Regions from separate parts of the Homo sapiens genome. Here all the other regions are linked to region 3. Evidence: chromatin contacts called from ENCODE Hi-C or POLR2A ChIA-PET data. All regions are on one chromosome and are shown on one strand. The core of a region is the stretch at or near the end of the contact, and the rest is flanking DNA. Distances in the headings are between cores, read along the strand shown. Region 1 holds the start of SMAD1 (SMAD family member 1). Region 2 has its middle 52 kb from the start of TBC1D9. Region 3 overlaps GAB1 (GRB2 associated binding protein 1).

Evidence for each region. A loop is a pair of places that touch in the nucleus more often than their neighbours do. ChIA-PET counts read pairs that join two places held with the same protein, here RNA polymerase II (POLR2A). Pooled maps may share reads with other maps.
Region 1: a loop to region 3 is called in a map with no recorded cell type, with 4 times the contacts of the local background. The contact joins the promoter of SMAD1 here to the enhancer-like site in region 3. A Hi-C loop is called at or near these places in 2 of 37 single-sample maps with no recorded cell type and 2 of 50 pooled maps.
Region 2: a map with no recorded cell type shows a loop between it and region 3 (8-fold over the local background). The contact joins two enhancer-like sites. A Hi-C loop is called at or near these places in 2 of 37 single-sample maps with no recorded cell type and 1 of 50 pooled maps. POLR2A ChIA-PET finds 5 or more read pairs at or near these places in 1 of 52 experiments (OCI-LY7).

The regions. Positions count from the first base shown.
Region 1 is chr4:145,480,356-145,483,127 of GRCh38, reverse strand. It overlaps SMAD1 (SMAD family member 1), which reads right to left and starts at 1,275. Exons shown (of 7, transcript NM_005900.3): 1 at 1,090-1,275. RefSeq lists silencers at 457-556, 647-706, 1,047-1,206, 1,377-1,506.
Region 2 is chr4:140,806,607-140,809,355 of GRCh38, reverse strand. No RefSeq gene overlaps it. Among named protein-coding and RNA genes, the nearest start is that of TBC1D9, 52 kb to the right of the region's middle. Within about 2 kb of position 1,360, at least 4 of the 41 ENCODE cell types and tissues checked have a DNase peak (open chromatin) inside an H3K27ac peak, as active enhancers do; they include OCI-LY7, where a contact is called at or near this core.
Region 3 is chr4:143,377,358-143,380,311 of GRCh38, reverse strand. The region is part of intron 1 of GAB1 (GRB2 associated binding protein 1); the gene reads right to left. Among named protein-coding and RNA genes, the nearest start is that of MIR3139, 35 kb to the right of the region's middle. Within about 2 kb of position 1,496, at least 17 of the 41 ENCODE cell types and tissues checked have a DNase peak (open chromatin) inside an H3K27ac peak, as active enhancers do; they include OCI-LY7, where a contact is called at or near this core.

The sequences.
Region 1 (2,772 bases), core at 26-2,525, 2.1 Mb before region 3:
AGAAGGAACGCGCCTTTACTGGTTATCTTGCACCGTGTATTTAAAAATTGCATGCTCTTCAAAATAAACAAAAGCTCAGCTACTGTAGCTGTGAGATCTGGCAGGCATTTGTTCCTCCTCCCCTCCTAAAGCACATCAAGAAAACGTTCTCCCTTTAAAGCCTTCATACAGTTTCAGCAACTAGAAAAACAAGCCCACATCTGTCTCTCACGCCCACCACCCCCACCTTCCTACAGAAACAACCCCGAGAAACACTAACAAAGACAGGGAGCAGAGTAAAGGAACAGTTGTTCAACCGCGAACTCACGAATACACATGCAGTGAGGCAATCGACTCCGGTAAAGGGAAAGGAACGAGACACCAGGAGACGCAGCGGGTGTAGGCGGAAGAGGGGGAAAAAATTACGCGCCGCCGCCAAACCTTTGAATAAATTAGAGGGGATCTCGGTGCGAACTTTCCTTGACCTCGACCCCAAAGAGGCTTGCTGGGGCCGAGAAGAAAACCCGTGCGGGATGTGGAGGGGCCCGGGGCGCCGGGGTCCCCCGCCCGCGAGACCCGCTCCACCAGGCGCCTTGGAGAGCAGCGCCAGCGGTCGTCCTCCAGCTCCCGCAGGGGTCGCCCCGCCGGCGCGGGGGACACAATGGGTCCGCGGGCCACGCGAACGGGCCTCGGCCCGGCGGCAGCACGGGAGAGATGTGAGGAGCGCGCGGAAGGGGAGCGCGGCCGGGGAGATCCCAGCGCGGTCAGGCCCGGGAGCCGAGGCTCGGGGGCCCGGGAACTGGGCTTCCCACAGCAGAAGACCCAACAAAGACACCAGGGGAGCCCGGCGGGCTGGGCGCGAGAAGACGTGGTAGCAGGTTCGCTCCTCCGAGCAGACGGGAGGCGCCATCATGGGGGGGGGGGGTCGCGGCCCGCCCCGCGCAGAAAGAGCCCCCTTCCCGCCGCTGCCCGCGCCCCCAGCCCAGCACGACCGCGGCGGCCCCACGCGTGCAGAGACGGCGGCGGCGGCGCTGGAAAGCCCGGGGCGCCGAGGGGAGGGCTGGGACGCGGCATGAAGGGAAAGTTCGGTTCGGGTCTGTTTCGTTTTACCGGGTTGGCGGCGCGCCCGTCCGTGTGGGAGCACGAGTGGCCGGGCGAGCGGGGTCTCGCGGCCCGGGTCCGGACGGCCGGGCGCTGCGCCACTCTCCGCTCCCCGAGCCTCGGCCCGGGTTGAGCCGCTCGGCCTCTCCTTTCTCCGCCCGCCCGCCTGCTTTCTCCTGGAGCCTGGATTGATCTGGTCGCGCTGGCGTCAGGGAGTCGGAGCTGCCCAGCCTCCACTCCTCAGCTGCCAATACCCGGCGCACTCGCCTGCCCGCCCGCCCGCTCACACGCTCACCCGCTCACCCGCGCGCCGCCGCCGCTGCCGCGCGACCAGGGATCCTCTCCAAATTCCCGGCCCGGCCGGCGTGAGCGCAGCGCGGCCGGGGCCGGAGGACGGCGCGGGGGAGCGGCCGGAGCCACCCCCTTCTACCGGCAGCCCCACGCCCCGTTTCTTCCTGGAGAAAAAACAGTGTGGCGGCGTTCAGGCTTTCCTAACCCTGCCTTTTTAGTCCCGGTGGAGCGGACTTAGTCCATTATCTGCAAGTGAATTTCGATGTTCCATATGTTTATTTTCTGAAATGTTCATTAACGCTTCCACCGCGCCCACTGAATCGTTCTATAAACGTGGAGTGCATGTTGACAGTTACCTTTCGAGACGCGCCCTTTTATGTCTATCTTTCGTTGCCCCTCACTCACTCTCCAATAATTTGCAGGCCCCAGAAGTTGTACGTACCCAGAATTGGATAGCCTAGTAAATACTGCACGTGGTTATACAAACCCTGAGTCAACAGATGCGTTTTGTGTCAACTCAGGATCCAGTGATTCGAGTAGGTAACCTTGTTGCTCCAAATAATGGCATGCCATAAGGAGATACTGCTTTAGAACTCCACATTTTTGGTCCAATTTCTACAGTCTTTTAGATGATGCCAACTCCCCCGCACTTAACTCTTACCTACCTGATCTGCATAGACATTGAAAATATCTTCTTGCAAGAGTCAACTTTTCTCTTGGCTAACTCTTGAAGCTGCATAAAATCTTGCATAATTACTATAATGTTGAGTTACGTTTAGAAAAAATGATTTTTTTTTGAGGAATAAATTTCACATGAAGCAAAAAAAAAAAAAAAAAAATCACTCCCAGCAATGTATATCAGAATATGTCTTCTAATTAAATTCCTTTTTCCCTTAACCTATTTGAGCACTTACTGGTCAATTCGTGGGCCTCATCTTATTTTCCCTAAAAGCAGCGTTTGACGCAGTTGATCATTCTCTGCTCCTTAGAACAACAGGAAAGTGAACCTTGTTAAATGCCACTCGGATCAGGCCACTCCTCTGTTGAAAACCCTCCCTTGATAAATAGTATAAAGTATCCCATACAAGAGAACATTATTCAGCCATAAAAAGGAATGAAGTACTGATACTGATGCATGCTACATGGATAACCTTTCAAAACGTGAAGGGAAAGAAGACAGACCACACATTGTATTCTTCCACATATGTGAAATGCTCAGAGTAGGCAAGGCTATGGAGACAGAAAGTAGATTGGTGGTTTGCATAGGGTTGGGGAAATGAGGAACCTGGGGAGTGACAGCTAAAGGTTATGGGGTGACAAAATTGTTCTAAAACTAGTTTCTGGTGATGGTTGCACAACTCTGTGCATATACCAAAAGCCATTAAATTGCACACTTTAAAT
Region 2 (2,749 bases), core at 111-2,610, 2.6 Mb after region 3:
AGATGAATGGCAAAACAAAATATGATGTAGAATAGACATACAATGGAATAGTATTCAACCTTAAAAAGGAAGGAAATCCTTATAAGTGCTAAAACTAAGTGAACCTAAGTGAAATAAACCAGACACCAAAGGACAACTATTGTATGATTGTACTTATATGAGGCACCTAGAATAGTCAAGTTTATGGAGACAGAAAGTAGAAAGGTAGTTACCAGGGACTGGAAGAGGCGGGAATTTAGAGTTGTTTAATGAGTACAGAGTTTTAGTCTGGGATGATTAAAAACTTCTGCAGATGAATGGTTGTGATATTTGCAAAACAATGTGAAGGTATGTAATGCCACTGACCTGTACGCTTAAAAAAGGTTAAGATGGGGCCGGGCATGGTGGCTCACGCCTGTAATCCCAGCACTTTGGGAGGCTGAGGCAGGCGGATCACAAGGTCAGGAGATAGAGACCATCCTGGCCAACATGGTGAAATGCAGTCTCTACTTAAAAAAATACAAAAAAAATTAGCCGGACGTGGCGGCGGGCACCTGCAGTTCCAACTACTCGGGAGGCTGAGGCAGGAGAATGGCATGAACCCGGGGGGACGGAGCTTGCAGTGAGCCGAGATCATGCCACTGCACTCCAGCATGGGCGACAGAGCAAGATTCTGTCTCAAAAAAAAAAAAAAAAAAAAAAAAAGGTTAAGATGGTAAATCTATGTGATAAGACAAAAACTTCAGCTGAATTAAATTTAAAGAAGTTTAATTGAGCAATGAACTATTCACAAATCAGGCAGCCACGTGGTGGAAGATTCATGGACAGAATAAGGAAAGGGAGGTTCGGAAACAGCTGGATTGGTTACAGGTCTGCATTTGCCTTATTCGAACACCGTTCGAACGGTTGGCTACATTTCATTGGCCAAAACTTGGTGATTGGCACAACTGTAGGCTATGGTCTGTTTACACCTCCACTTGTTATAGTTTACAATGTACAGCAAAACCTTTAGGCTGAACTTAAAATACGTAAGGAGGCAGCTTTAGGCTAAACTTGATTTAACATATGTGTCTTTTACCATAATTCTAAAAGAGAAGATTTAGGGCTTCAGGGTTAGCCCAATCTGCGTTCAAATTTATGTCTACCACTGACTAATGATACTGCTTTGACCTTGACCAAATTTGTTAGGCTAAGAGCCAACTTCCCCATCTCTGAAATGGAGATGATAGTATCACCTGCTTTACAATGTTATTGTAAGGGTAAATAGCACAACATATGTAAAACTCTGAGCCCAACACTCAGCAGATGGAAATGTTGAAAGAATGTTGTTTATATTATTAGCTGTTATCTTCTGGGAGAAGAGAACTGAAACCTCTAAGAGGAACTAACAGTTTGCAATGCTCTGCTTTCTTTGGCTGAAGTTTTCATGACCCTCTGCATAAATAAACGAGTTTAAAAAAAAAAATCTTCTCAGTTGTGCAGATGTTCCTTTCCAAATATCCAAGTTACTCCAGGAAGCAGGAGAAAACAACTCCAAATCAGAGAAGACTGGACACATGAGTAGAACAGGAATAAAGTAAACATATCTTAAAATGCAAATAAACATTATCTGCAATAATGCAAAATGAACTTGCAACCATCTCGATTAAATGGGGGAAGAAATCCTGTAGAGTCTAACAACCAGGAGGTGGTACACGGCGATTAGCTGTCCAGCACCCTTTAACTTAGGCTGGGTTTAATGCTACTAACAGTCTATTTAGTTAGTATGCCCTCCACTGTTTGAGTTTAGAAAATGTGACAATATTCATAAGTTCCGCCAAGGTTGGTTCTTCTGTCCTACTTTTCCCATAAAACCTGTTACCCCACCATGGAATTTCCTACTACTTTTTAGGCTAAAGTTTCCGGAAAATAACATTTAAGTTTTATGGAGGGAATTTTGTTGTATCATTGGTTACTTTCTAAGTGATTGTTTCTTCCCAGTACATTTAATTTAACTGTCACCAGTTACACTCGAGTAACAGAGAACTCTGTTTTCTATCTGCAGTCTTCCCTTTGACTGTATCAAACAATGCAGATCTTCAGCTCTGCCACTACGCCAATATCTCCCAGCTCAATCCTTGGTCTTCAACAAACAGGATTTCCACTTACCTGCTCTAACACCTGAGGATAGATGAATATTTTCCTGCTTACCCAACACACTTTGACCCAAACTTAATCTACCAGTGTCTTTGCTAACCAGCTCACCTATGCTGCCTGGACCTCCTGTTTCCAGGTGGGAAACCAGGACTGCCATATAGAACCCATGGCCTGATGGCAGCACCTGGCTCAGCTTGCCAAGCTCTATGCTTAGGGAGGTGACTTTATCCAGTTTTCACAAAAGTTCTGCCCAGGTTGTAAATGGTCTAGTGGACGATCACAGATACCGCTATCTGTAGAACCTCTCTTTGCCATCTGGGTCACATCCAGTCGGTTGCCAAGTCCTGAAAATTATACCTCCTTATTAATTCCCACATTTGTATTCTCTGAAAAGCCCTGCTCAAGCCCTCAGTATTTCATGCCCTACACACAAAGTTCTAAATCATAGAGTATCAAAATATTCTATGGAGCTTTATAAAGTGCACACTCCCCAGCCCCATTTCTGGAGACTGTAAATCCACAGATCTGGGATGGGGACCGGGCATAGTTATTTTTAAAAAGCTCTACAGACAATTTTGATGTATGACTCTCTCTGGTTGAAACTACAATATTCAGCCTCTGGTCCCTCAACCCC
Region 3 (2,954 bases), core at 247-2,746:
AGCTTGGCTAAGAATATCTTGAAATAAAAAGAGCACTAGAGATTCAAAATCTGATAAGTAAAATTAAAGATAGTACCATGAGACTTTTGTACACAGAATGTAAAAATAACAGGGTTTCAAGATTCAATATTCTCATTTTATGAATAAAAAAACTGAGGCCCATGTCAATATTCTCATTTTATGAATAAAAAAACTGAGGCCCACGATTTAAATGATCTCTTAGACTTAACCAGGGTCCACGTTAGAAATTCAATGGAAGAAACAAAATTAGAATCTAGTATGCTAATGCCTAATTCAAGGTATGGTTCAGAATGGACCCCCTCTGATGATATAATACTGTATTGTAAGCCCCAAAAGAGCAGAAACTGTGTCATATTGCTGGTTCTCTCTAAGCTCCTACAAATTACCTTACTTAATACATATTACTGGCCAGGCACAGTGGCTCACATCTGTCATCCCAGCACTTTGAGAGGCCAAGGCAGGATAGCTTGAGCCCAGGAGTTCAAGGCCAGCCTGGGCAACATGGCAAAATCCTGTCTCTACAAAACATACAAAAAATTAGCCGGGCACTGTGGTGTGCACATGTAGTGCCAGCTACTCAGGAGACTGAGGTGGGAAGATCACTTGAGCCCAGGAGGTCGAGGCTGCAGTGAGTGGAGATCACTGCAGGCTAGCTTGGGTGACAGAGCAAGATCCTGTCTCAATCAAGCAATCGATCAGCCGGTCAATCTAATTCTCCCTGTGGTGGGAGAAGGGAATCAGAGGTGGCTGATATAGTAGGCTACCTCATATTTCATTTCTAACCTTTATAGTTTGTTAGATCCTAGGGTCTCAGCACATAGTTATGCAAAATCACTGCTAACCGTACCTGGAGAACAGAGCATCGCAAAACCCAGATGTATCATCTTAAGGATATCCTTAAGGATGCAGGATTGGAAGGCAGGAGACACTTGCAAATCAGTTAACCTATCCGGCTTAAGATTTCTCTGCTCCAGAATGAATAAACTCTATTTTTTGTATCTCTAAGTCCTCTTCCAACATTAAATGTTATTGCTCTGCCTGTTTCCTGAATTTTATACATTTGACACAAACATTAATACTTTAATAAACCCTTTTCAACTTGCCTCTTTGTTTGCTGAATTATATGCATAACTCTGTTACATATATAACTCTGAATTGTAGTCCCCAGCAACCCCTACCCCACCTCAATGAATGAGGCTTTGGTCTGCAATGGCCACTGAGTCCCCCTTTTTTTCATAACACATTTTCTACCAGAAAAGCTCCTCGGGTTTGGGGGATTTGGCCCCTATCACATCTAGTTCCTGGCTTCGGGGCCTAAGGCTAGGCCACTGACATCAAAAATACTGTTGGGAGGCCATGGTCTCTCCAGAGAGGCTGCCCCTGTTTGGTCTCTGGTGAGACCTTGAGCAAATGAATGCTGCTCAGACTACTGGGAGATACAAAGGGTCAGCTGCAGAGTCTGGCAGTGTGAAGCTTGTCCCAGGCCAGAGGCACAAGGTCAGAGAGAGGCCAGGGCTTGGAGTATGAGCTCTGTCGTATAACCTGAAACTTGAGACGGTGGTTCAGAAAGATACTCAGACAAAGAAAAAACAAGAGAGGTTTAGAGACTAGAAAAACGAGAGAGAGAGAGAGAGAGAGAGAGAGAGAGAGAGAGAGAGAGACACTTTGGAAGTTCCAATAGGCTGTCACAAAAAAGCAAATGTTTCTATCATCCATGTAGGTCAAAATAACATGCATTTATTGTATTTGTGAGCGAAATAGGACCTTACTAATTGTTGCTAAGCATAAAGATTTTTGTTACTAATATATGAGTGTCAAGAAAAAGGCCAGGATACAAGATTTTCATAATTAAGAAAAGAACCAGAACATATATTGTATATTTGCATAGGACTTTACAGTTTGCAAATCACCTTCACACAAATTCTGCTCTGATCCACACAACTATCCCCATGACATTAAAAGAAACTGAGGCTTGCGAGTATGATTTACTTGTCCAAGATGCCCAAACTGCTATACATCTGCTACATCTTCAGGTCTGCTGGGAGTTCTTCTACCACACCACCAAGTCTCTTTAAAACTACTTTTCCTCAAAAGCAACCTTTTCAGAGAAACAAAATTTATCCTTATGCATTTTTACAATTTTTCAATTTTATTTCATTCTTAGTATTGAAAGTTGCTGTAGGTTGAGTATTATTAAACAGTGTTTTTATACGCTATACATCATTGCCCCTTGTACGGCAAAGCGTGTGAGTATATGATGAGTTAAATAATCTTTGAGGGCTAATATGGAAACTTTGCCACCACGTGTACTATACTATCATTTCTATGGGACGTTCTGTTCCAAGCTACATTCAACAGACCTAAAAGGGATTGTTTAAAACACATGAACGTGGCTAAAAATAATCACCACTGCAAACCAGAAATTTCTTGGATTTCACTTCTCTTTTTCATTTCATTTAAACATATACAGACATACACAGAGCTTGTTTTCACTGAGCAGCACATACGGCCTAAAAAGCTAAGTATTTCTGTATAACAGAAGAAATTTCATAAAACTCCCACATTATGATGGTGGATTACATAAAGAAGTGGGAAAGTCCCCTCTGTCCCCAAACTGTGCCAAGACATCTGACATGCTCTTATCTGCCAGGACTATACAGTTATTCAACTTAGAATCCATTTTTTAGATAAATTAGCATAATATCATAATGATCCAAAAAAGTTCAAAAAGAACTTCTTGCCAGAATAATTAACTTCCTGAGGTCCTCCAAAAGATCTGTTCTGAGAAAAACGTCTCCCTGCCAAGGCATTTCAAATACTAAAAGCAGAGTGGCAGATTTTCAGTTATAAATTTCAACAAATCACCAACCATACATGGTTGAAAGTTTTTTCAATGAGAATCAAGGTGTCAAGTTTAAGATACAAGAAACAAA